Regions from separate parts of the Mus musculus genome. Here regions 2 and 3 are each linked to region 1. Evidence: chromatin loops called from intact Hi-C (ENCODE). Cell type or tissue: left cerebral cortex. All regions are shown on one strand.

The links. Peaks named below come from ENCODE experiments on the same cell type or tissue, not always from the same donor. Only the 100,000 strongest peaks of a DNase experiment are listed, where the experiment ranks them.
Region 2: a loop joins it to region 1, with 1.9 times the contacts of the local background. A loop is called at or near these places in 2 of 42 quality-filtered maps.
Region 3: a loop joins it to region 1, with 3 times the contacts of the local background. A loop is called at or near these places in 5 of 42 quality-filtered maps.

The regions. Positions count from the first base shown.
Region 1 is chr15:59,824,091-59,832,090 of GRCm38, forward strand. It overlaps Gm36819 (a long non-coding RNA gene), which reads left to right. Exons shown (of 3, transcript XR_384128.2): 2 at 3,032-3,101; 3 at 4,071-7,515. Among named protein-coding and RNA genes, the nearest start is that of Gm36819, 4.7 kb to the left of the region's middle. In left cerebral cortex, a CTCF peak has its summit at 4,576 (motif pointing left); a DNase peak (open chromatin) is centred at 4,536; H3K4me3 peaks cover 233 bases.
Region 2 is chr15:59,716,324-59,724,323 of GRCm38, forward strand. No RefSeq gene overlaps it. Among named protein-coding and RNA genes, the nearest start is that of Trib1, 72 kb to the left of the region's middle. In left cerebral cortex, no CTCF peak of the experiment used is centred here; DNase peaks (open chromatin) are centred at 3,177, 4,016, 4,935 and 5,289.
Region 3 is chr15:59,521,841-59,529,840 of GRCm38, forward strand. All of the region lies in intron 4 of Nsmce2 (NSE2/MMS21 homolog, SMC5-SMC6 complex SUMO ligase), which reads left to right. Among named protein-coding and RNA genes, the nearest start is that of Gm36677, 92 kb to the right of the region's middle. In left cerebral cortex, no CTCF peak of the experiment used is centred here; DNase peaks (open chromatin) are centred at 3,437, 4,280, 4,552, 5,067 and 2 more places; H3K27ac peaks cover 880 bases.

The sequences.
Region 1 (8,000 bases):
GCACCTGTGAGTGTCCTCATTGTCATGGAATGTTAAGGAGCGAAGTGTTAGGTGGGGGCTGGGCTTTTGTTCCACAACTAGCCTTACCTATCTGGGTGACCTTGGGGACACAAGTTCTATTGCCACACTTGAATTCCCTATCTGTAAAAGTGTGGTGAGGTGTGCATAATTGACACAGAGCTTTGAAAACATAGTAGGCATCATTAGAACATACTGGAAAACTTGTTATAGGGCAGAGTAGTGACACCTGCCTTTGAAGTTCACATTCACAGGTGTAGGGAGGCATCTGGGAACCTGCATTTCGGACCATTCTAATTTGTTCAGGACGCTCACTTTGAGGGGCCTGGACTGGGATTATCTCTAACATTCAGTGACTCTGTGTTTAAAGGGCTTCTGGACACCAAGTCCTTTGCCGGATGATCAGCACACAGACAGATGCATCAGATATAGCATCCTTCTTCTGTGCCTAGCAGTGAGGGTGTGGACATAGTCAGAAGCTGAGGCAGCCCGTGTGGGCTTCAAGGAGCAGGCACTGGGGGGGACCTTTGAGTCTCAGCTGGCTCTGATTTGCAGGCGGCTGGAAGGAGACTTCTGGGGTGAGGGCAATCGTGGGGTGCTTCAGACATGGCCTTCAGGGAGAGCTTCACAAAATACTCCTTGCATGAGCTCTGGCTTCAGTGCAGCTAAGGGACAAGTCTAGCGCTGCTCTCTAAAGCCATTGAGGCCAACCAGTGGGTCCTAGAACACTGGAGAGGGTGGTTCCTGGTGGCCTGCATCCCGGGACCACAGTCATGCAATATAGCTTACACCTATACCTATATCATATCGATTATTATGTATGTACACATAAATGTACATGCACACAATTTTTATTATGTAGAGTGTATATTTTCAAAGTCTCTTATGTGCTACTGTTTGTATATGGTCCCCAGGTAGGTTCTTGAAGAACATCCTCAGCTATTCATGAACTTCAGCAGTGGTGTGAAATTTGGGCTAGCACACATCTATGCTCCTGGGGATGTAGAGCAAGGCTTCTCATTTTAGTTCATACTGTAAAAACACTTTTTCAACTCACTTTTTCAGTGAATGTGAGATAAATTTCATACAGCCTGAGACAGCGCTGTTGCCTGTGAAATCAGCGTGAACGCATCCAGTCTATTAAGTAAGATGCTGCTCACAAAAACACATAAAATAAGGATGCGTTTGGACGGTTGATGAAATGATACGAGCAGAAGCTATGAAAAGCCTAACCCTCTGTTTCCCCTCGGAGCAATGGTTTAATAACTAAAATATCCATGGCAGTTCTATGGAACAAAACTACCATGAGAAATAGTTGACGGCACTTGTACTTTTCAATGTGTGTCCTTGGATGCTCATAACTGCGTGGATATGTATATTGATGGGTCTTCTCTCTAAGCTGGCATGGAGTGTATAACAAGCATGCTTAGCTGGTTAACTCACACTTTCAAGAGATGAGTGAACCTCCCAGCACAGGGAATCGTGAGAAGCTTTCCTAGTTCTCATTAGTCACAGAGCAAGCCTCACTCTCAGTTCAGCCATCCCTCTGCTGCCTATGTTTGAGCAAATGCCCTGAACTTTTCCTTGGCTGATGCGGACACACTTGACTTTAAAACCCTCACAAACCCTGTTTAAATACAAGCTTACAACCTGCAGAGATGGATGCCACGCTGTGTCCCCTTGTGGCATCACAAGACTCACGAGAAACTTTAAATCAGAGAGGGTGGCTCCCCTCTGCCATATCTGTGATGCAGTTGACCATTTCTTGCATTTGATGGGTGAGTTTGGCTTTTGTGGTAGAGGTGGCGATGGTACACTGTTCAGTGGGTCTTCTTCGGGACCCCTTTGTGAGAACACCAGAACTGAGGTCCCGTAATGGCTCTGGGTGAGGACGTGAGGAAGTCTGGGGCTGAGCCTTGGCCTCTGCAGGCTGAGGCAAGAGGCAAGCTCTGCTCTTTGCATCTGTGTTCTGGTTAGCCTTCTCCCTGAGGTCATGCCAAGCCTCTCCAGTGCATTTCTGAGAAATGTACCAGGAGCCAGAAAGCCCCCTCAGAATTTCACTGGGTTAGGGAGGGAGAAATAACCTCTTAGGTTACCAGGGCGATGACCATACAGAGCCCAAGAGAGTGGCTTCTTTGACCTTGCTGGGGACAGGTGGTTCTGGAGGGGAGCATCTGGGTGTTCTCTGGCTTCTGTCGCTGAGGGCAGACTCCTAACAGGCCTTGGTTGGTCAGTGGAGCGAGAGGGAGCACTGAGGCTGAAGAAACCAGAGGTTGGCAGTCATCCCACATAAACACGCTCTGTCGCTATGAATTATTTCCACGGTCTGTGGACGCTGGGCAGAATCTTCGACAGGCTCATTAATAAGAACCCAGAGGGTCTTGCTCTGGTGGCCCAGATTCCTTGGGGTTGGGGGTGCATGGAAGAGTGGGTGGGACATTTCCTTTTCCTCAGAGTCCCTCCCTCCCCCCACAGATTAGAAATTTGGTGTGCTTTCCTTCCCCAGGAGCATTTTTAGAGCGCTGCAGTCTCCTTGGGAAGAGGCTCTTGAAGGCTGTGTTTCACACATGGTCTCAGTGTCCTGACAGAGCAGATCCGTTTCCCAAGCTTCTCCATGGATACCCTGTCTTCTGCCCCCGACCTCTGTATCACATGCCTTCTCTGTTTGAACTCTTTGTTAGCATCCTTGAAAAAAAAAAAGTCATGTGTCATGCTCTCTGCAGTTTCCACTCCCCAGGGAAGGCTTGGGGCTTATTCCTTGCGCTACCATGGCTCTGTGTAGTAACTTGTGACCTGCAACCTAGCCATTCCCCAAGAGAGCTTGCGTTTCTTCAAACGCAATGCAAGGATCATGGCAATTCATTCCTTAAAAGCTTTGTGTTGGGACAAATACAACCCCAGCCTCACGCAGGCCTGGGGCTGGTGAGTCACATGACAGAAGCCAGCTCTTTATGATTTTTAAAAATATACTGTGGTTCTCATTTTCACACCATTGAAACTACTTGTTGTCTAGGACCCACTCTCTTGAGACTGGCTCATTGGAGTAGAGGACCCTGTCCTTCTGTCTGGCTCTGCCATCCTGGGTAAGTCTCCTTCACAGACTCAGTTTCCCCATCTGCTGATGGTGGTACTCAGCTCTCTACAGAGATCAAGTGATCACAACCAAAGAACACTTGGGATGTGAATGTGAGGAATGGTGTACAATGGTCTTTTGCCTTAATTTTCTAGCGTTTGAGTCTTCTTTACCCTGGATGGCTCTGTGCATCCTTCTTAGCAGCAGGATCTCTGGCCTGAAGGCCAGCCAAGCCTCCAGGACCTCTCATCTGTTGAACACTGAGCAGGCAGCCATGTGCCCAGAGGTGCTCAGTATATGAAGAGTAAACTGCACGGTAAAAGCCATGCATTTACAGAGCATGGTCATGCCACAGAAGCTGGATATGGAAAGATGGCAGCTCTATATGCATATGTAAGGTCAAAGCCCACAAAAGGCCTAGCAAAGGGCAGGGTGATCGTAATGCAGCCGCTGCATTATTCATTCAGAAAGGCAACCGTTGCTCTCTGGCTTTGGGAGACGAGGGGGAGAGTAAACAGACATGGGTCCTTGAAGGGACACAGTTGAACAGCTTAGGGACTGACCTGACTGGGGCAACAGGGAATAAAAGAAAGCAGGCACAAAGGCACAGGCGCAGGAAAGCTGGGACCAGGTGGGTCATGTGCTCTGATAGAACTCAGCAGTTCATTTCATACACCCGTACTAAGGAGCTGGGTTGGCTGTCCACAGCTGAACAAGTGTGTAGTATGCAGCTGAAGGAGGAGGGCAGACTTAACTAGTCTTGGTGGGGGTCTCTATGGGGAGCAGTCTCGGGCTGTGAACACACGGGAGGAGGAAGCTGCCCTGGACATTTTCTGCCAGTATCCAATATCCATGCACCAGGGAAAGGCTTTCTAATTCCCGTGAGTCTGAGGCATTGGTGGCATTGACGTGACCACTTTCGTGGCCCTTTTCCTGTCACCAACAAACATTCACTCAGGACTTTATTCACTCCCCGCAGTACCAGGCATATACGAGCAGAAGCATCCTGTCACAGAGTGACGTCATCTTTCTGGAGTCATCTCCTCTTCCCTCGTCGTCCCACTCATTCCTCTCCTGTGCTGACCACATTCTGGGGAAGGCCTGGAAGAAATGGAAGCCATCCTTCACGAGTCCCCCACCAGGTGCTTGGCACGGTGCTCTGCATCTGATGTGAAGTTCGCACTAAGTCCGGGACTGTAATTCTCCTTTTGCTGACAGTGAAAGAGTCCTCAGGAAAGCAGGGTGCCTTTGCGCAAGGCCAACCAGCAAGAAACAGGACCTGGATGACAGAGCCAGCTGCCTCCCCATATGAGGGCACTGGGAGAAGCGGGGTAGGCAAGGAAGGAAGCGGAGTCATTCACTGCCTCAGGCAACAAGCAATAGATTTCCCTAGATCCCGTCTGCTAGGCACTTAGATGCTTGGAAGCTGAGGCTGCAGAAACTGGCTTCTTTCTGACTCAGAGGTGCCATCTTCAGGCCAGCGGAAGTGTTGCAAACAGGAACAAGCACCTGCCCCTCTGCTCTCCACTAGACAGGCACCACCAGATGCTGGCTGGGGAAGGGACCTTCCATCTTAAAATATTCCAGAGTGAGGCAGAGGGATGGACTAGCTCAGAGTTACAGAGTTAGAGATGGCAGAACAGGAGCTGCACCCCTATGACCCCGTCAGTGACCCCTCACTTTCCAGACTCTCTTTCATCATCTTTCATCATGCATCCTCACTTTCTTCCCACTCTCCTCTTCCTCTTTCTTCTTCCCCTTCTTCCTCCCCTCCATCCGACAGCTGTTATTGAGCACTTTGTAGGTTTTGGGCATAGTCTCCCGCCTGGGATAGGAAGTCTGGGTGCGGGAAAGTCTGCTCTCAGGGATCGTTGTTGAATTGATTAGTTGACATCGTAACTTTCCAACTATAGCTGAGATGCATAGAGCAAGTCTTACCACATTTCAGGCCCTCCATAGAGGCTTCGTCTCACTGACTTCTCACAGAATAGAAGATTCAGCCGTGGGGCAGTTTGGGAGCATGCTCAGTAGGACCCAGTAAGTTGTGGAGCCGTGACTCAAAACCCAGATCCTTTCTACCTCAGAACCAGAGATGTCAACTGCAGTGTTGTATGTCTTCTCTAAAGGATAACCCAGGAAGCAGGCATGTTCTCATAACATTTTGTTCTCTACAATATTTGCTTGTTCTGGGTCTGAGCGAGGTGAAGGCCATCTTCTCCAGTTCCTTGCTTCTGAATTCTGAGGATTTTTATTGAGGTATTGTTAGGTCCTGGTTACTGAGCAAGGTATCAGGCACAGGGAAGGGACTGACTCAGAGAGAATCATGACGTGTAGATGGCAGTGTTACAGAATCAATTAGCAATCATGTCTTTGTAGAAGCACTCCACATCACTGGGAAGGATCCAGTTACATTGTCTGGTAGAAGTGGCCCTCCTCTCCCAGTTGTGTAGTGAATTACCTGAGTGACCAGACATACAGTCCCTGACTCAAGTCTCCTAGAAACACAGGCCAAATTCAAAGAGCTGAGAGACAAAATGGTCACATGAGCCTTTACAGGGCAGCTGAGGGGCCTGGGAATCCTAAGATAAAGACGGGTTTCTGGTCCCCTCAACAGGGGCCATCATCAAGTTTTGAGGAAATGAGCCTCTGTGTTCTGATACCATTTTAGTTTCCATTTCTTCATTAGCTACAAGCTTGCATTTCTCTTAAGTTCACAGGAATCCTGCCTTTGTTCTTCCTTTTTATGGGGAAGGTCTAGCTTCTCCTATGTGTGTGGATGTGCTCATGAGCACGCACGATTGGCTCCTGAAAGTAGAACTCACCAGCTTATAGGTGTCATATCCGAAGCCAGAAGATGAAGTGTGACCATCAGAAGCCACTTAAGGAATTTCTCCACCAAAGCTACAGTGACATCCTTAGACAAGGAAGCCCCATCATGTGCACGTGTCTTAGGCAGAGGGCAGTGCAGCACAGAGATGCGCTTTAACACTTCTCCTCCCTGCCTTTGCTCTGGATAGCATATCTTCACTTCCCAAGAACAGTGTGTGTGTGTCTGTATATGAACATGTACACAGATTTTATGTGCTTAGTGCAAACACACATACCTCAGAGGAATGGATTTCCTAACAGTTCTGCCAGGGCTACAACGGGGGAGGGGACTCTCTAATGCCCTCGAAATTTCCAAGATTCTTTTCTCTTTCAAAAATAACAACTCTTTTAAGATTTCATTTTTCTCTGCCCTGAATAGAACGACAACGTAACAAAAATTGTAACATCGAAGGGAGACAACCTTGGACCCAAGTCTCTGTCCTCCCAGGAAAGGACCGATCAGCCAGTTTTGGGGCTTTATATAAATGATAAGAGGGCCACGGACACATGGTCCACACGGGTTTCGTCACTATGTGAATAAGTCTTGTGAAGACATACCTACCATCCCTCGAGGTGGTTCTAGAAGGGGAGGCCGAGGTGGCCGAGACCCTGGCTTTACATTATAGAAGGGAAGGTGCTTGCTATTGTAAATGTTGGGGTGAGGGGCACCTCGGGCGGCGGCAGCAGAGATGGGAGCAAAGTTCTACCTGTTGGCTCTAGGAGAAATCTCACCAGGCCCGCACTTTCTTCTTGACTCAGAGTTCTCAGAGCCACACCATGGCTTTTAATAGGTTTTGCTGACCACTAGGAACCATCAGCTGAGACAACCTTGTTTCTGCGGGGATTCTTCAGTGAGTGATTCCAGGTCTTAGGTGCTCTGGTCTTGCCTCCTGCTTGGTGCTGTCCTGGGTTGCTCACCGCTTTCTGCCCTCCCTTCCCTCTCATTTTTGTACTTGAATTTCCCCCTGGTTCCCAGTACTCCGTGGTTTCTGTTGACTTGGCTGGACTTTGCCTGATGCATTAGAACTTTTATTGGTTTTACCTTATAACAGCCTGCAGTAAAGATGATGATGATAGTGTTGGTGATTTCCATCCCTTCCTTGGTCTATAACCTCACATATTACAAAGCTTTCGCCCTGGTTCTGTAATTTGAGTTTCGTAATAACAGTGTGATGTAAGAAAGGCACTTATTATTAATTCCACTTTACAGAACGGGAAATGACTTCACTCTGTTCACACAGCTGCTGGGTCTGGAGTCTGGAACCAGATCCTCTGTAGACTTTCCTCACCCGAGTTAACCCTTTATTTCCCATCACCATCCTGACTGCCCCATTGGGAAAGAGTCTTAACGCTCTTGTGTCTTTATGGTGTTTTCCTGAACATAGGGGACAAACCACAGGTCAAGGGAGTCTTAATTTTTTTTTTAATTCCTGGGTAATACATGTGATAATACTTGGTGGTTTAGAGTGGTACCATTGGTAGCAAATTCAAATGTCTAATCAGAAAATATTAATCAACTGAAAGTCCATTATGTTGTGTACCACTTTTTCCTTATCTATCCGTCCAGGCTGGTTCCACTTCTTTGTTGTTGCACAGGGTGGCAATAAATATGGATATGAAAGTGTCTCTGTGGTATGTTGTCTTAAGTCTTTTGGGTATATACCCAAGAGTGGTAGAGCTGGGTTACATGGTAGTTCCTCTTTTAGTTTGTCGAGAAATCTTTACTTGGTTCCATAGGGGCTGAACACTTTAATTGCTACCAGCAACAAGGAAAAGCTCCCCTCTCTCCATATGCTGCCAGCTTTTGCTGTCACCTGTTCCTTGATAATATCCATTCTGACCAGGGTGACAGGAACTCTTAAAGCGGTCTTAATCTTCATCCACCTGAAAGCTAAATATATTGAACCCCTTTTCCAAGTATTTATAGGTTCTTTGTATTTCTCCTTTTGAGAATGAAGTTCATTAGTGCCTTTGTTGACTGAATGATACAGCTTTGCATGCGTGCAATGGTTGCCTTCTTTATTTATTTTTATTCTAGACA
Region 2 (8,000 bases), 110 kb before region 1:
TGTCTATAAACCAGAATAAAACAGGGCTGAGGTGATAGCCCAGATGGTAAGTTTTGAAAGTTTCATCCTTCAAAACCTTTTTTTTTTTTTTAATTAAAAAACCTGCAACCCTCAAGTATGTTGATATGTGCTTAGATCCCCAGTGCTGAGGCAGAGAAGGGCTGCTCCCTGGCTTACTGGACAGTCAGCCTTAGCTTACTGGTGGTTTACAGGCGAGTGAGAGGCCTTTTCTCAAAAGTAAGATGGGAAGCACTTGAGGTTGTTCTTTGCCCTGCACAGAAATATGGACATAACACTTGTGTGCTCATGTGTACTGCAAGACACAAACACACACACACACACACACACACACTGGAATTTCTTATTTTTATTTCAAAGAGAGTTAATACTAATAGAGATAACCCAGCTATTGTCAGAGACTTACCTAACACTCAAATAAGCAGGCCCAGGACTGGAAACACGCCCATGTGGTGGGCCAACCCCGGGCCTGTAAGACTAATAGCTTGGGTGCTCATGTTAGAGACTGATGGCAAATGTTGGTTAAGCGCCCATCTCATCAGTGCCTCAATTTTTGCACCTGTACATTGGGAGCATCATGGTCCCTTGAAAGGTGACCGTGATGTATTACCTCACTGGTGAGAACTTTGCTTTGCTGGGAGGTTAGAGGCTCTCTTGGAAGCTGGGGTGTTTGAAAGGGTCCCACAGAGTGATCCCAGCTGTAGGGAGTGGGGCTCAGCATGTGTCGTCAGCCTCCCCCGCAAGGTAAATATGTGAAGATTGGGAAAGTTGGTCAAAGGAAAGGAATTCAGTTTGTGAAATCGCTTCAAAGGGGGAACTGGAGGCAGGGCTTTCCTTTCATGCTGATTGTAAGCACTTTAGAGTTTTGTGAAGCCCCACTTCCTGATACTTCTTCTCTTCATAACGGGCACGGAAGCAGCTGAGTTGGTCTTTTTTTGAGGTCCATTTGTGGGAGGTGACAGCCACTTTTTTTTTGACCCCCCAGTCTAGAAGTGACTCTGCAAAAGTCCCCACAGGGGACATGGTTTCTCTGACTAGTGACTAAGGCAAAACCCCTTTCCACTCATGAATTTCTTATTTTCTAACATTCCATAGTCTGGTAACTTTTGTTGGTGTGAGTAGCTGCTGTCAGAGGACTTCCACTATGTGGTGAAGGTGGGGGCTTTGTCACTACATTATCCTTGGTCCTCAGATGCCTTTTTGAGCAATCCTTCCTGGTGCTTGTTCTTTTACCTGAGAGATTCCTTCCCTGGCCTTGGCTAAGAGCTGTTGACTAGATTTCTATTGAAGTGCAGTAACTTAACAGCTGGCCCCCAGTCACTGATCCTTCCCTCTGAGAGGAGGGCTTGGGAACTATGGGACAGAAGATGGTGTTCCTCGCCTCCACCACACTACTCTTCCATCTCCTCAGGGCTTCTGGAACATGCCTAGGATTGGGATAGTGCTGGACCTATGGGGGGATGCGATGGGCTTCAGAGGGAGGAGGTTAGGACCCTTCTTTCCAGCCCTTAGCTCCACATCCCGCTTTTGCTTTATCTGTCCCAGTTTTGGGACCAAGTCTGATATCATGGCAGTGTGCTAGACCCACCTTGGCTAAATACTGAGAAATGCTAAAATTGGACATTTACATTATCTTTAGGAGTGTGGGATGGCTGAGGTCATACTATGTAGCCCAGGATAGCCTCTAACCCATGATCCTCCTGCCTCAGCCTCCTGATGCCATAATTTCAGGCATTTACACTATGTCTGGCTACTGTCAGTCTTTTATGTATGTATGTATGTATGTATGTATGTATGTATGTATGTATGTATATATGTATATATGTATTTATTTATTTTGCAGTGTTAGGGATTAAACTCAGAGCTCCCTGCATGCCAGGTAAGTGCTTTACTGGCGTTCAGTTTCTCAGCTTTCCTAATGAAGTTTCGGTTGCTTAGTTTAAGGCTATAGTTGGTGTTTAGTCAGAACCTTCCCATTTCCCACACCCATCCAAATTCCTTGTTCTAATTTCCTTTCTCTTGTGTTTAAATACTATGACAAAAAGCTACTTAGAAAATGACTTATTTCTGCTTCTAATTCTAGGTTTACCGTCCATCTTTGTGGTGACGTCAAGGCCAGAACTTCCAACTGCAGGCTTTTCAGCTCCCTGGAAGCCTGGGAGGTTCAGTGTGCACAGGTATAGGGTCCTCCCACTCAAAAATCTCACAGTCTTACAGTGGACCAGAGATCTCTCTCAGAAGACCTGCGGAGGCTGGGTGGGTGGCAGCACACAGATGGAGCTCAGGTCCAGTATAGAGAAGGCAGATATGGCCTCTGCTTTGGGGATCCACTGGAAGTAGCATCTTTATTGTTATCTAAGGGAAGGACAAGGTTTCCTGAAGGTGAGAAGCCAGAATGAGTCAGAACCAGGGAATGAAGGGGCTGGGTTTGCATCAAAGACTCGAGCAAGATGTCAGTTTGGTCATGAGTTACAAAGAACCCTAGTTCTGTGCAGGAAGGCTTTTGAAGACCTGATGCTTCCAGCTTGGTCAGTATGGGCACTTAGCAATCATTTCAATCATGCAAATCATTTCTCTCTTATCTGCCACGTTACCTACCATGGTGTCATGCTGGGGCCATGTCCTCTTAGGAAGGAAGACAGGACTGCTGCTGCTGAGCAGAGTCATCTGTAGGTGTGACCTGTGTAGTAGATGACAAGGGATTGCCTTCCACAGCAAAGAAACCTCCGAAGGTCTCTTCCCTGCATGTTCTCAGGGCCAGTGTCTGGTTTCCTGTCCACTGCTGAAGAGAGTGGATCAGAAAAGTCCTATGTTTGGAGAACCACAGATTACAGATGGAACTAGGCCTCTTCAGGGGACTGAGGCATGTACTTGCTACCATCAATCAAAAGCATGTATCATAGCAGACGAGGAATGTCTGGGACTCATGGGAGGGTGGGATCATACATCAATATAGTGTATGTTAATTCTGAGGGGCTTAGGGAGCCAAGGAAGATTTGGAGGAAGAGTGTAACCCAAGCAGTATGGGGCTTTAGAACAGTTTCTTCAGGATCAGTGTGGAGAGGAAAGGCCAGTTTGAGGAGGCTGAGAAACAACGGCAGTTCTGCAAGTAAGAGGTTGGTGTGTGATGAGAAAAGAGAGGGCTGAGGTGAGGGAGTGAAAGGGGTGGGAGGCAAGTTCTGATTCCCTGGTTCCCCACATCTGACTCACCCTGAGCTCAGTTAGCTCTCATGGGTCCACTCTCCATTTTCACAGCCGACTTCCTCCTCTGTGTCCTGGTCTCTCATCGGGCTCACGGTGCTGGCATCTACACCTCCCATTCTGACAGCTCCCACAAGGCTCCTCAGTGGTCCAGGGTGTGTGTGTGTGTGTGTGTGTGTGTGTGTGTGTGTGTGTGTGTGTGTGTGAGAGAGAGAGAGAGAGAGAGAGAGAGAGAGAGAGAGAGAGAGAGAGAATATCCTGGGATGTTTTGTTTCAGACTGGCCTCCCCTCTGTGCATGGTTGTGCATTCAGGAGCCTTTGCCATCCCCCTCACTAGATGTCAACAGCAGTCTGACCCCCACACTGTGTTTGCGGGCATGGAGGCATGTTCCCTAGTGTAGCCTCCCTCAGCCCTGAAGCAGGCTGATCCAGACTTTGACCTTGCTGCCACTGAGAAGGAAATTACCTAAGGTGGAGCCTTCTGACCTAGATGGCTCTTTTGTTCTGCCGCTGACCACTGCTCTCCCCAAGACACTGCTACCTGCTGAGAAGCCCCTGAGACATTCTGGAGGAACATGCTATTCTACACATCACCTACAGGCTGGCTCCAGACACCAAGAATGGACTAGCGGGGCATGGGCCTCCCCCTTTTATAAGTAGACTCTCTTAGTAAACTGGCGGGCCTTAAACAGAATCATGTCTTGGTCTCCATTAATCTCTCTTGGTCTAAGTCTCTTTCAGCCCCAGCCTGCCTCCCTGGTGTACCCGGTTCAAGTAGGCCGCAGGCCGGCACACAACACCCTGGGAGCCAAATCAGGAGCCTGCTGCCAACCCTTCTCCTCAGAGCTGCCTCATGCTCTTGAAATGGGAAGTCCGCTAAAGCTCCCATCTGCTGCCCATGGTAAACATCTCTAGAGGTCCCCTTCATGTCCCTTCTGCTACTGGCTTCTCCAGAGCCTCTGATTGTCTATCAGCTTCCTCCCCTACCACACCCAACATCCATTTTGGATGTTTCTCTCATCTTTGTAGGCTCTTAACATCTTTAATCTGGAGCTGAGTTCATCAGAGTGATGGGGAACCTAAAATTGTCTCTTAGAGCCACATAGCGGGAGCACTGACTTCCACTCCTGGCTTGCCTGGGCCTCATTTTCAGTGTTGATTGTCAGCAGGGTGTCTCTGGGGGCAATTTACCTCACCTCTCAACCTTATTTTTAAACCATACATAAAAGGAGTGTACTCTCAAGCTCATTTTAAACAGTGACAGTGTTTTTTAAAGTGTGAGCCATTGATTGGCAGGGCTGCAGTTGGCTTCATAATGATGCTGACAGTTCTTGTCCTGCAGGTAAGTAACAGCAGAAGCTGTGTCTAGCACATGACTCTCACTTGGGGGTATCTTCTGTGCCTGCCCTGCCCTCAGACTCTTTCAGAAATCTGTGTGCATTAGTGTTGGTACCAGGGGGCTGGAAGGAGACTGTAATAGTCTCTTCCTCCTGATGGGAAGGTCTATTCTAGACATCTTGTTACACGGATCCACAGGACCTATTCCTTCCTTCCGTGTAGTTAGAGACACAAGGTAGGAGCGGTTAGAGTTTTTCACAATGACAGGTTCCTGAAAGTCACCCCAAGCTCTGGGCTGGGGATAACTGGGTACAGGCTGGGGGTGGGGTGGGGTAAACACAGAAAGAGGAAGGAACTCTTAGAAAGCAAAGAGCTGGAAGGTAAGGCCAATGATCTGACAGCCGGCCCAGAAAGCAGGGCCTTGGAGGGATTGCAGGGACCTTCAGTGCTCCTACTATCCTGAAGGCTGAGGCTGCGCAGCCTCCCGTGGGTGGGGTGGGGTGTGGTCTGTCAATCTTGTTGTGACAGGGCCTGGACCTCCTTATTGTATCCCTGCTGACTGTCTCGGCACTGACTTCAGTCCTCCTTGTCTGAAGCTGCTCTGTCACTCAGTGCCCTCTTGGCTGCCAGGCCCTATTGCTGGCTGCTTTTTGGCTTAGCTTAGAAGAAAAATGAGGAAGGAAGCAGAGGGCTTCTCTTACAGAGACTGTTGCCCTAGAAGCCATGCTCTGCACTGTATCTCAGAATAAGCTACATGCCATGGCTCCCGCATCTCCCTATGGCCACAGAACAGCACCATTTCCTGGCTGTAAAGCATCCTTCCCCTCCGGCTCTCTGCCGAAACTGCAATGCTTGGTTCTGCTTCCTGGGAGCCCAATTGGGGAAACTGAGATCAAGCCAGAGCTTATGCTGAGGACTTCCTCTTCCACTTGGTTGGCTGGGGCAATAAGTGGCCAAGCCTGGGACACTGACCACAGACACATGCAGGTCCTTGACTCAACTGAAATGGACACTTTTACTAGTTTGTCATAGATAGAACTTAATCAGGATGGATGACAGCCACACACTCCTTCTCAGGTGGCCCTAGCAGTCAACAATTATCTGTGCCTTTTCTTCTTACAAGACCCTAGCTCTGCTCGTGCCCTGATTTAGTATCTGCCGATGAGCTCTATAGCTTTTATTCTCTCCACTGAGCCTCAGTTGCTGAATCTGCCCAGTGGAGGCAGAATTTTAACATTTGCTTTTCATGGTTGGCAGTCAATCACGAGGTCCTGCTATAGGTGAACATGTGATTTGCCTGGGTAGTCTTTGTGGTTGCTGTTTTCAAGTAATATCAATGCCTCCATTTGTCTCCCAGAAATGTCCTGGTTCAGACAGTGCATCCCACAGTTGCAATGTGTTGGCTTTGGTGGTAAAGTCCCCTTCCCTTGGCCCATTGCTGCCCTGTGCAGAAACAGCAACAATGGGTTTGCTCTGAATTTTCTCTAGACTCTACCACCAACCACAGTGTAGCCTTGGTAAGGTACTTCCTTGAGCTTTTGTTTTTCCAACTGCATTATGTGTGGTTAATGTCTTCCATTCTTTGGGAAGTGTGGCCATATGTTGTGCTTGTCTGCTTTCCCAGGTTTGACCTCAGAAAGCCTTTAGCTAGATGGACAAGTGACTGAAGACACATCTGGTGTGACCGAAGGAGCTAGCACTGTCTCCAATTTACACTCACTGGCTTTCATGACTCCAGGCTCCTGAATCAAGGACCAGCATGTATCTGTGGTCAGTGTCCCAGGGCTTGGTCACTTCTTCCCTCAGGCACCTTACCCAAGTGGAAGAGGAAGTTCTCAGCATAAGCTCTGGCTTGATCTCAGTTTCCCCAAACTGTTTCCTGGATCTCACCATAGTGCCTGCATCTTCTGTCCTAAGCTGATTGATTGGGCAAGATAGTCTCAGAACTTGATGCCAACTCTAGCAGATTTCTGGCCTTGGGCACCAGATTGTGTTTAGAAGACTCTAGGTCCTTGGTTTGGATCTTGGCTCGGCCTCTCAGAAACTCTATGGCCTTGGGCAACTCACTTCACTTCTCTGAGCCCACATTTTCTCAGATAAATAATAGAAAAATCTTAGATTATTGGGAGGTATTATGGAGGTGTGTATTTGAGGCATGTGCACAGGCTTGGAGGACCAAGTAAGTACTTAGTAAATATCTGTCTCTCCCTTTCCCCTACCCTCTCTTGCCATTTGCCCTGGGCAGGAAGCTAGGGCCAGGCATCCCAGCATGACTGTGGAAACCTAGTCACGAGCACTGCCCCAGTTTCTGAATCCAAAGACTGATGAAATAGTTGGGTAAAACAATGAGAAGATTCAACAAATCACCCTTCTGGAATGTCCCAAGCAGATCTGAGGTGGCAGTTGTTGAATGTGTTATTGCACTTACTTTCTTCTGTTGCTATGACAACACTATTCTGCAAAATCAACTTACAGAAGAATTATTTTGGCTCACAGTTCTAGGATAAGGTCCACCATGATGGGGAGGCCATGGTGGCAGGAGAGGAGGCACATGGTCACATGTCATCTGTAGTCAGGAAACAAAGAGCTGAACACTGGACTTCAGCTTGTTTTCTCCTTTTTATTTAGTCTGGGATCCCAAGGTGTGGAATGGTGGCACCCGTGTGTAGGGTGGGTCTTTCTACGTCACTTAACCCACTCTAGAAAGTCTTGTACAGTTCTGCCCAGAAGTCTTGTCTGCTAAGTGATTTTCGATCTCACCAAGCTGGCAATTAGCATCACGGTTGTAGTTTTCCTTTAGGGAGGAAGCACAATGGTCCAAAGAGTGGGTTTATTGACACCGACTAGGTGTCAGGATTTGCCTTCACCAACTTCTTGCTCATCAGACTCTAAGAGATGCACCTCACTGATGCCATTGCATGAAGGAGCCTCCATACTGGGCAACGTCCCAAGGCTGTCTGGCAGAGGAGATGCTTCAACACAAGTGTGTCTGTCACCCAAAGCAGAGCTTCTGTCACCTTCCTCTCTCAGGTCATCAGATGTGATGCTTAATCTTGATTGTGAACCCTGCAGCATTAAGAAAGGCATTGGTGGTTGGTAAAGTTCTTTCTGGCCTTGTCTGTGATGACTTTCTGGAAACAATTAGACTGTGAAGGCTCTGACCTAATCGATGGATTGGTTAACCCCTTAGTGAATGATACTGGATGGCATTATGGGAGGAGGGGGAGAGGTGGGAGGAAGTAGGCGCCCGGGAAGTGTCTTTGCAGGCTGGACCGTGTCCTGGATCCTTTCTGAATCCCACTTTGCCTCCTTTCACCATGATGTGGTCTGTTCTGCCCTCCTCACTGTGATAGATGAAACCATGTGTGAGTGTTTTCATCAGCTCGACAGGATCTAGAAGCACCCGGGAGACCAACCACCGGCTTTGTTAAGCCGAGGTTCAT
Region 3 (8,000 bases), 300 kb before region 1:
ATAGGCTGTGACCAGGTTATAGCCAAGCAGATCAGTGGGCTAGCCTCACCTCACGACCTCCTGACCCTCTGAATCCTAGTCATTTCTATTGTTCATTTTACTGTCCAAGATCTGCCACGGTAGGTGTTCACCCTCCTGGCTCTTCCAGTTTTGCATTCCTTTCCTGGGCCTCCAAAATGTTCTGTACATGGACCTCCAGTGCTCTCAGGAAGGAGGGAAGACAGGAGCTGTTATTTATTGGTTCTCTGCTGCTCATCTCGGTGATTCAGCCCAACCTACACTGCATACTTGGCCCATTTACTAGAGCAGTCACCAGCACTCTGTGCTCCTTTGATCACCTCACCTCCCACTGTGCCATCGGTCCAGCCAGCCCCTGTCTTTTGTCCTGCTCCAGTGCTCCAGGACTCTTAACTGAAACACAAGCTCTTCCAGATTGAGCCTTCTACAGACTGGCTGCTCAGACAAAGATCACCTAATCTGCCCAGCTCCCAACCCTGTGAGCTGCCATTGCCAGGCATGGCTTCATTATAGTCTTCCAGGGAGCCCTTACCAGCGGAGCAAAACTAAACTCGTTCAGATCTTCTCTTCTGCCATACTGTTGCTGAGCCCGTTTCCTGTTCCCTGGCGGCCTTCCATGAGTCCCTCTGATGGCAAGTCCCCTTCTCGCTTGCTTCTGCAGAGCAAAGGACTGGTTGTTTTGAGGCCCTACTTCTTGCTTTACTTTTGGTCACACTGCATCTTCTGCCCACTCCGCTGTCCTCCTATCTCTGGCTACAGAATATCACTTAGATAAGAGCACACAACGATGTTTCATGTATTTTCCCTGATGATGTACACAGTGCCTGGTACAGTGTCTGCCATGGTGGAAAGCCCACGAACATTTGAACAGAGAAGAAGCCAAAAGACAAAGGAGAGTAGATTGGACCCTGCTGCTGTTCTATGTGCATGTACGCATTTCCTTTTTAAGGTTTCATTGTGTATATTCATCAGCGTCTATTTTCTTCTCATCCCTAGAAGCCCAGTGAAGTTAGTGCTGTCATCCCTGATACGTATGTGCAGAGAAAACTCATAGAAGTCACTCTGCTTGTAGGGGGAAGAACTTCCTGTCTTTCACAAGCCTGCTCGATGCCGTCACTTCTGAAAAGCCTTAGTATGCCCCTAGCCTTCCATGGCACTGTTCACTCATGGGCGTCTCTACAGAAATGACATTGTGCGTGGCTCCTGTGCCAGGTGCATTACGCCCTCCTCCTTGCCACTGCTTACATGAGGGCTTCTGGTATGTGGGGTCTTTGACAGTTTTCACTTTCTGTCTCACACTCCATATGCCAGTCTTAGCTCTATAACCTCAGACAAGTTATGAGTTCCTCAGGTGGGTGGAAGTGTTTCTTCTTTTATGTGACCCTTGTTGGACATACATAAGGGATTGTTGCGTAGTGACCATTTCCCGTCTGCTGAGTTGGAGGCTCTGGGACATGAGTCTGGTAACGTCTTCATCACTAGGCTGTTCTTCAGATCTCACTTGCATCTTTCTGTTGTTCCCTGCAGAGGGCCTCCCCTTCTCCAGTAGCCTGTCTGCCTCTTCCAGTCAAGCACTGGTAGTCCTTAGATATGACGAATATGGTGACTAACTGAGAAGCCTCTTTGTAAAGACCTCAAAAGCAATCACAGGTTTAAATGTGTGTTTGCAGATAAATACATACATATGTTTGCATATAAACAAAGATTTTGTCATCTTCTTTAAGTGCTTAACTCGCATGTGCTTACTAAGACATCTCTGCAGACTGTAAATTAAAAGAATAGCCAGCCACCGAGAGTTCCAAGACCAAGAGTTCCAAGACAAAAAATCCGCAAAAATTCTTTGAAAAATTTTTGGCTAGAAAATTATTTTAATTGACTTTTTAGTACAACTTTTGATGTTAAATATAATGTCAGTGGCAGAGAATCTAAAATAATAAGCATACTTGGGATCTTTAAAAATCCATTGTCAGTGTCCACCATGTGCAGATTTTAGTTGATTATAGTGAAATGACTGGCGGGGAGAAAGAAAGGTGTTCTAGTAAGTACTCATAAGGAATTCCAGAAGCTTCTGGGAGCTAGGACCACTGGTTCTGGAGGCACTGCACCATCTTTGGGTTCTCCAGTGGCATGGAGGGCTGCTTCTGAGCAGGCCTGGCCCTCCTCTCAGGTTTGCTTCTCAGCTTTCCCTGGTTCCTTTGGAGGAGAGGAAGTGTGTGTGTGTGTGTGGGGGGGGGGGGGGGTCTGGAGAAGCCTGAGGGCAGAACCCATGGGTTGCTGAAGTGAGCGAGCCCTGTGGTTGCCATGCCAAGGCCTGGCTGGTGCTGGCTCAAGCTCCGTGTTTGCTTTGTGGGAGCATGCCGGAACTGACCTTTCACTTGCCCTTCACGCTCTGGGTGACTCAAACGCTGAGCCATTGTTTTAGGAACTGATTATGCTTTGACAGTATGGCAGAGGTATTTCCTCAGTGCTGGGCCGAGGCTGGGAGGTGGGTAGATTTTGGTATGATTTTGCTTCAATTGGGAGGACCGCTTTTCTCTTTCTTTGGGTATTGTTTTGCTTTTTCCATCTGTAATACACATGCCAGTCCCAGATGCTGAAATTCACCTGAACCTGTCCAAAAATTGCCAAGAGATCTTGTAGCTTTCACTGGCAGCTTGTAGCCTTAGTGTGGCATTTCTGTTAAAGGCTCACTCTATCCTTGCCATCATATGGAGGCCAAGAGTCAAAACAGACAAATGTGGAAATGTAAGCCATATAAAGCTCTGTGCTTGTAAATCTTCATAGTAGAGCAACTATAACAGTGTGAAGGGAGGCTTTTATTACGTAGATTCATGGAATCTGCCCTCTCTGAAAGTTTGGAGTTGCCGGTTAAATACGTATGTATTTTTCAAAGGAAATCATCAAAAAGGACATTCCGCTCTTATTACAAAGTTATTTTAGGGGTAAATATTTTGATAGATGTGGTTCGGTGCACCTGGGAGCTGAGCCGTAGCTTGAGGCGGTTAGAACAGATGGAGCTCTGAGATAGTTCAAGGCTTGGGTTTTCCCCTGTGCAAGCACATGGCTGGTGGGCCGCAGGAACCTTAACTTTCTCCATGCTGATGTTAGAAAAGTAGCTTTCTTATGGAAAGGTCTCATTACTGAAGCGTTCGGGGACCATCGTAGGTCTTCTCTGAAATAAATGTATAGTGAGGTCTGTTGTGTACACACATTTTATTAAGAGAGAGAATGCAGTCTCTGGCCAGGAGTAAGTCATGTCAGGACTGCCTACATTTGCATCAAATGCAAAGGTCTGGGATTTGGGCGCTGACTGACTGACAGGAACAGCAGAAGCTTAGCAAGACAGAAAGACTGCTGTGAGCTTCCTTCTTTTTTGAAGTTGAGTTGAATCACTAGTCAGATTGAAATCCTAGCATATAATTTTTAAAAATAGTCTAGTGTGTCATCCAACCTTGTCAGGAAATCAGTGTACACGAGCACAGCTCTGGCTGCTTCCCGTGCTCACCTGCCATTTCAGTAGAGAGCTTGCTTGGCTAGGGACATTCTACAATTCTAACACTTCTCCCTCTTTGACTAAAGTGATCTTTTGTCAGCCATGAAAGTATTTGTCCTTGTGAAAGTCACCTCGTAGGAGCCGGGTGGTTTGGTAACCTGAGTCCAGTCATGGGGCCCCGTTCATAAGTTAGTGATCTTGGAACAGGGACCATGTTTGTTGGTGTGATTTGTCTCTGTTTTGGTTTGGTTTTGTTGAGAAAGTCTCACTGTGTAGCCCAGGCTGGCCTGGAAATCAAGCCAATCCTGGCTCGGTCCCCTAAGTGATGAGTTTTACAGGTATGAGCTACCACACCCAGTCGTTTGTCACTTCTTATTTCCTATCTCAGAATAAGTTCCCCAAGGGCAGAAACCACCTTTCTGTTCTCATCGAGTAGTTGTTGATGATTTGTTGACGGACACATAGCTGAGAACTGTTTGTGTAACCCCCCCCCCCCCGCCCCCAGCTCTGAGTTAACACATGGTGATGGTGATTTTTCAGCACTTCCTTATTAGTAGCACAGGCAGGAACATGGATATTGCAAGCTCGCCAAGCGCTAACCCTTCCCACCCTTGGTAAGAGTTCCTGATAAACCTTTGGCTTCTGAGGAGAGAGAACTAAGCCCCAGTACCTCCTCAGCAACCGCCTTTCTAGATGCGGGAAGTGGATCTGGACTGTCAGAGCTGTTCTAGTGTCATGGAGGTGTCCTGTGTTTGCAGCAGCTGCTAGCCCTATTGTGCTCTTTCACTGAACGCTCTATTAGCCTTTGTGCCATCTGCTTATTTGAGACAATACAGCTGGGTTGACTGCAGCCATTCCAACAATCAGGATTTTCTTTTTAACAATGTGAACATTGCATACTGCCTCTCATTGTACACAGTATTAAGACAAAAAATACCATTTAGAAATGGTTGTGCTAAGCTCATTTTAAAATAAAAAGGTTCTATTTAAAGTTCAGCTGGTTATAGTATAAACCGGTTCTGATGACTCATTCTAGCGATACTTTTACCCCCCACCTGTGCTTTTAGTAGTTGTTTGGGGCCCAGACAGGAAAAACCCTTACATTATGTAGATTACTTATTTCAGGCACTTGATTTAGTAGCAACTTGTTGACTAATTGAGGAAACACTTTTAGTTAGAAATAATTAGAAACACTAGAACATCCAATTTGGTGAAGGGCATTGCATTATAGGTGTAGTTCATTTGTGACTGTATGTATAAATTTAATAATTTTTCAAGTGCGTGCTTGCCTCCAGCCCCTGCCTGACACAGTTATAATCTTCCTCACAGTAGCTCAGCTGCAGGCAGGAGACCATCGTCATTTCCCAGGAAGAAGCTTGCTGGTATCTCCAGAATAGGTCAGCGAATGCAGTCTCAGCTGTTCTCCCTGCCTACAATCTTTGTGACAATCATAAACAAATTAAATGGCCTTAAAGGACTCAGAACTTTTGACCAGCAACCTGCTTTCTTCCTTAAAGTCTGTGGGTATGATCTAGTTAGCGAGTTTCCCTCACGGTGCAGAGAGGGCAGCATAGCATAGCAGGATGGGTCATCCACCCTAGAGCCATGAACAGGACTTGCAGTGGAGTTGTTCACATTCAGGGATAAGTCTTCCCTTCTAAGTTGAACCTTTCTGGAAATGCCCTCATAGATACACTCAAAGGCGTGTTTCCATGGTGATTCTAAATCAAGTGAAGTTTACAGTGAAGATTAACCATCACAGTCACTAAAAATGAGTGAATACCACTCACTGCACGACCCAGCGAGACTGGCAGAGTAGTGAGGGGAGAACAGGAGTCTCCATGGACTCTGGCGCACTTCCAGGTCATCCTCTGAGGGGCTCAGCACACTCTGCACTACAGAGTCCAGGACACAGAGTACACGAGCAGTCTGCTGCCTTTGTAGGCACTGTGCTGAAGAACAGATGCCCTGCCTGCCCTGGCTACTGCTCTCAATGATAGTTTTTCTAGAGAAAATGAAAATTGGTATTTTGCTTTTTAAATATTCACTACTGATTACATTTTTCAAAGCACTGAACAAAGCCTATTTACAAATTACAGGTTATATATGATTGGTAGGTCTTATATGGTATGCTAATTGCTCCGATTTAAGAGTTGATATTTAGCTTTTCAAATTGTTGATTTTGTGTTTTAATTTTAAGAGAGGTATAACCCAAAGAAAGTCAATACTCTCTGCTGATGAAGACTTGATCGTTTCCAGAGACAGTTTCAGTACACCAGCTGTGTGACACCCAGCGCTTAGGCAGTAAGAGTACTAACCAGCTCATGTCTTCAAAGTATCTGCCACTGTGCAGAAGCAGGACGCCACAGCATCACAGACCTGTACTGCAACCTTGAGTGTAGCAGTGTGGAGCCTCTTGGGTAGCCCTGGCTTCTTGCAAGTAATTTTGCCTGAGTCATGGATGGAAACGGCGAGATTTGGATGAGCGCAGCTGTGCTTGTCGGAGGTCAGTCTAGCAGAGCTGTTGAAAGAGCAAGCAGAAAGCCTGTGCCGGCGTAAACCTTGGCATGCTTTGTGACAGCAGTGGTATCACCACCATATTCCTTGGCCTCTCTGTGGTCTTGCTTTCTGCTTCTCTGAGTAACAGTCATACAGGTTAAGTAGTCCTTATCCAAAGGCCTCAGACACACAGTGTTGGAGGAGTCTTCAGATATCACCATTTTTGCATGTATATAATATGATAAATTAGGGACAGGACCCAAGTTTCAACTTAAAATGTATTAACATTGTTTTCAATAATTAGCCTATACATGTGGGTTAAAGATAATTTTATGCAATATTCTAATAATTTGTGTATGAAACAGTTTCGTGGTATGTGATATTCCACCCTTGGTAATAATATCTGCATCCTAGCGTTTCAGTGATTACATCAAATATTCAGGACCTCACGCGTGGCAAATGCATTGCAGTTATTAACTACTGCCCCTGCTACTGTTTGTAATTACAAAAGGCCTGAGGCCAACCACGGCTGTGCCTGTTAGTAATTGTGCCCTCTAGATTCTGCTTGGTGATCTCTGTAAAGATCAATATGGGCAAGAAAACCCAAAGGTAAAATGTAATTACATGTGAATGCACATAAAGGTTTCACAAATGCAAAGTATTGTTTGGTGTGAAACCTTGTTTCAAAAGTGAAGACATGGGGTAGAACCTTTCCATGTTTGCCCAGCACTGCTCAGACCCCATGAGAAGTCATTCGTGTGTGTTCAGGAATTTCAGCTGTCTCTGTCGCTTCTGACATTCGAGACATGTTATGCAATTTGCTTTCAGTGTCTTTAGACCTCCTGAAAGAAACATTATAGGGCATGAAAGAATTTGCATAGTGTCTGCACAGTCCCCCATCAGTGTTGGTGGGATTTCAGTCTCTGGAAAGGGCCTTGTTGAATTATTCCATTCCATGATAATATTAGAACAATAGCCAAGACTGTGATATATAGTCCCAGGAGCAGTTGATTTTTATTTGGGGGTGGGTGGGGGATACAACCAAATGAAAATAGATTGGTCAAAACACTGAAAACCCCATTTCCCTAACATCCTTATTTTTATAGCTAATGTGCCAATTGACTCATAGATAACACCTGTGTCGTTTATTTTTAAAAACCTTACTGAAATCTACATCTTAGTGAAACTCTAGGAAAAAAATCACAACAGCTGTCCAGGCATCTGTTTGAATGATGCAGTGTGAAAAGAGTTCTAAATATAATTAGAACGTAAGACAAATAAACTTGCAGAGCAGTACTCAAGTATCAATTGAACTAGATCAGAAAGAACATGCCATTCAAATAACCTAAATCTAGAGTATTTATGGTTTGCTCTGGAAAGCAACAGATGTTTGCCTTGAGTGGTCTTTATTAGCAGACTCAAAACACAACTAGTCCATTGCCACTTTCTGGGTGCAGAGAGCTAGTATACCAGGATGGGGGGCGGGGGTAGGAATGAATGGTGTCAGGCTGACAGTGTAGCTCACTTGGTAGAGTGCTCCCATACATGTGTAATGTCCCCAGCACGGCATAGAACAGACATGGTAGTGCACCACCTATACTCCCAGGACTTGGGAGGTGGAAGCAGAAGACTCAAGGTTCTCCTCTGCTGCAGAAGGACTCTGAGGCCAACCTGGGCTGCAGGAGACCTTGTCTCCACAAAACTGAAGTGTTAATGACCCGGCACAGCGGGCTTTTGCAGGACGTCTTCATCACACCAGTATTCCCAGGATGCCCTGTTTCGATTTGACATTCCAGGCACCCCAGTTAGCACCTCTCACCATCTATCTTAGTCTGTTTTGTGTTTCTGTAGCAGAACTCTGTGACTGGGTAATTGATAAAGCAATTTATTTCTCACCATTGTGGCTACTGGGGAACCTAGTGTCACGGTGCTAGAAACTGGCAAGGGACATTACATCGTGCCATCTAAAGGTGGGATTCAGAAGAGCTTT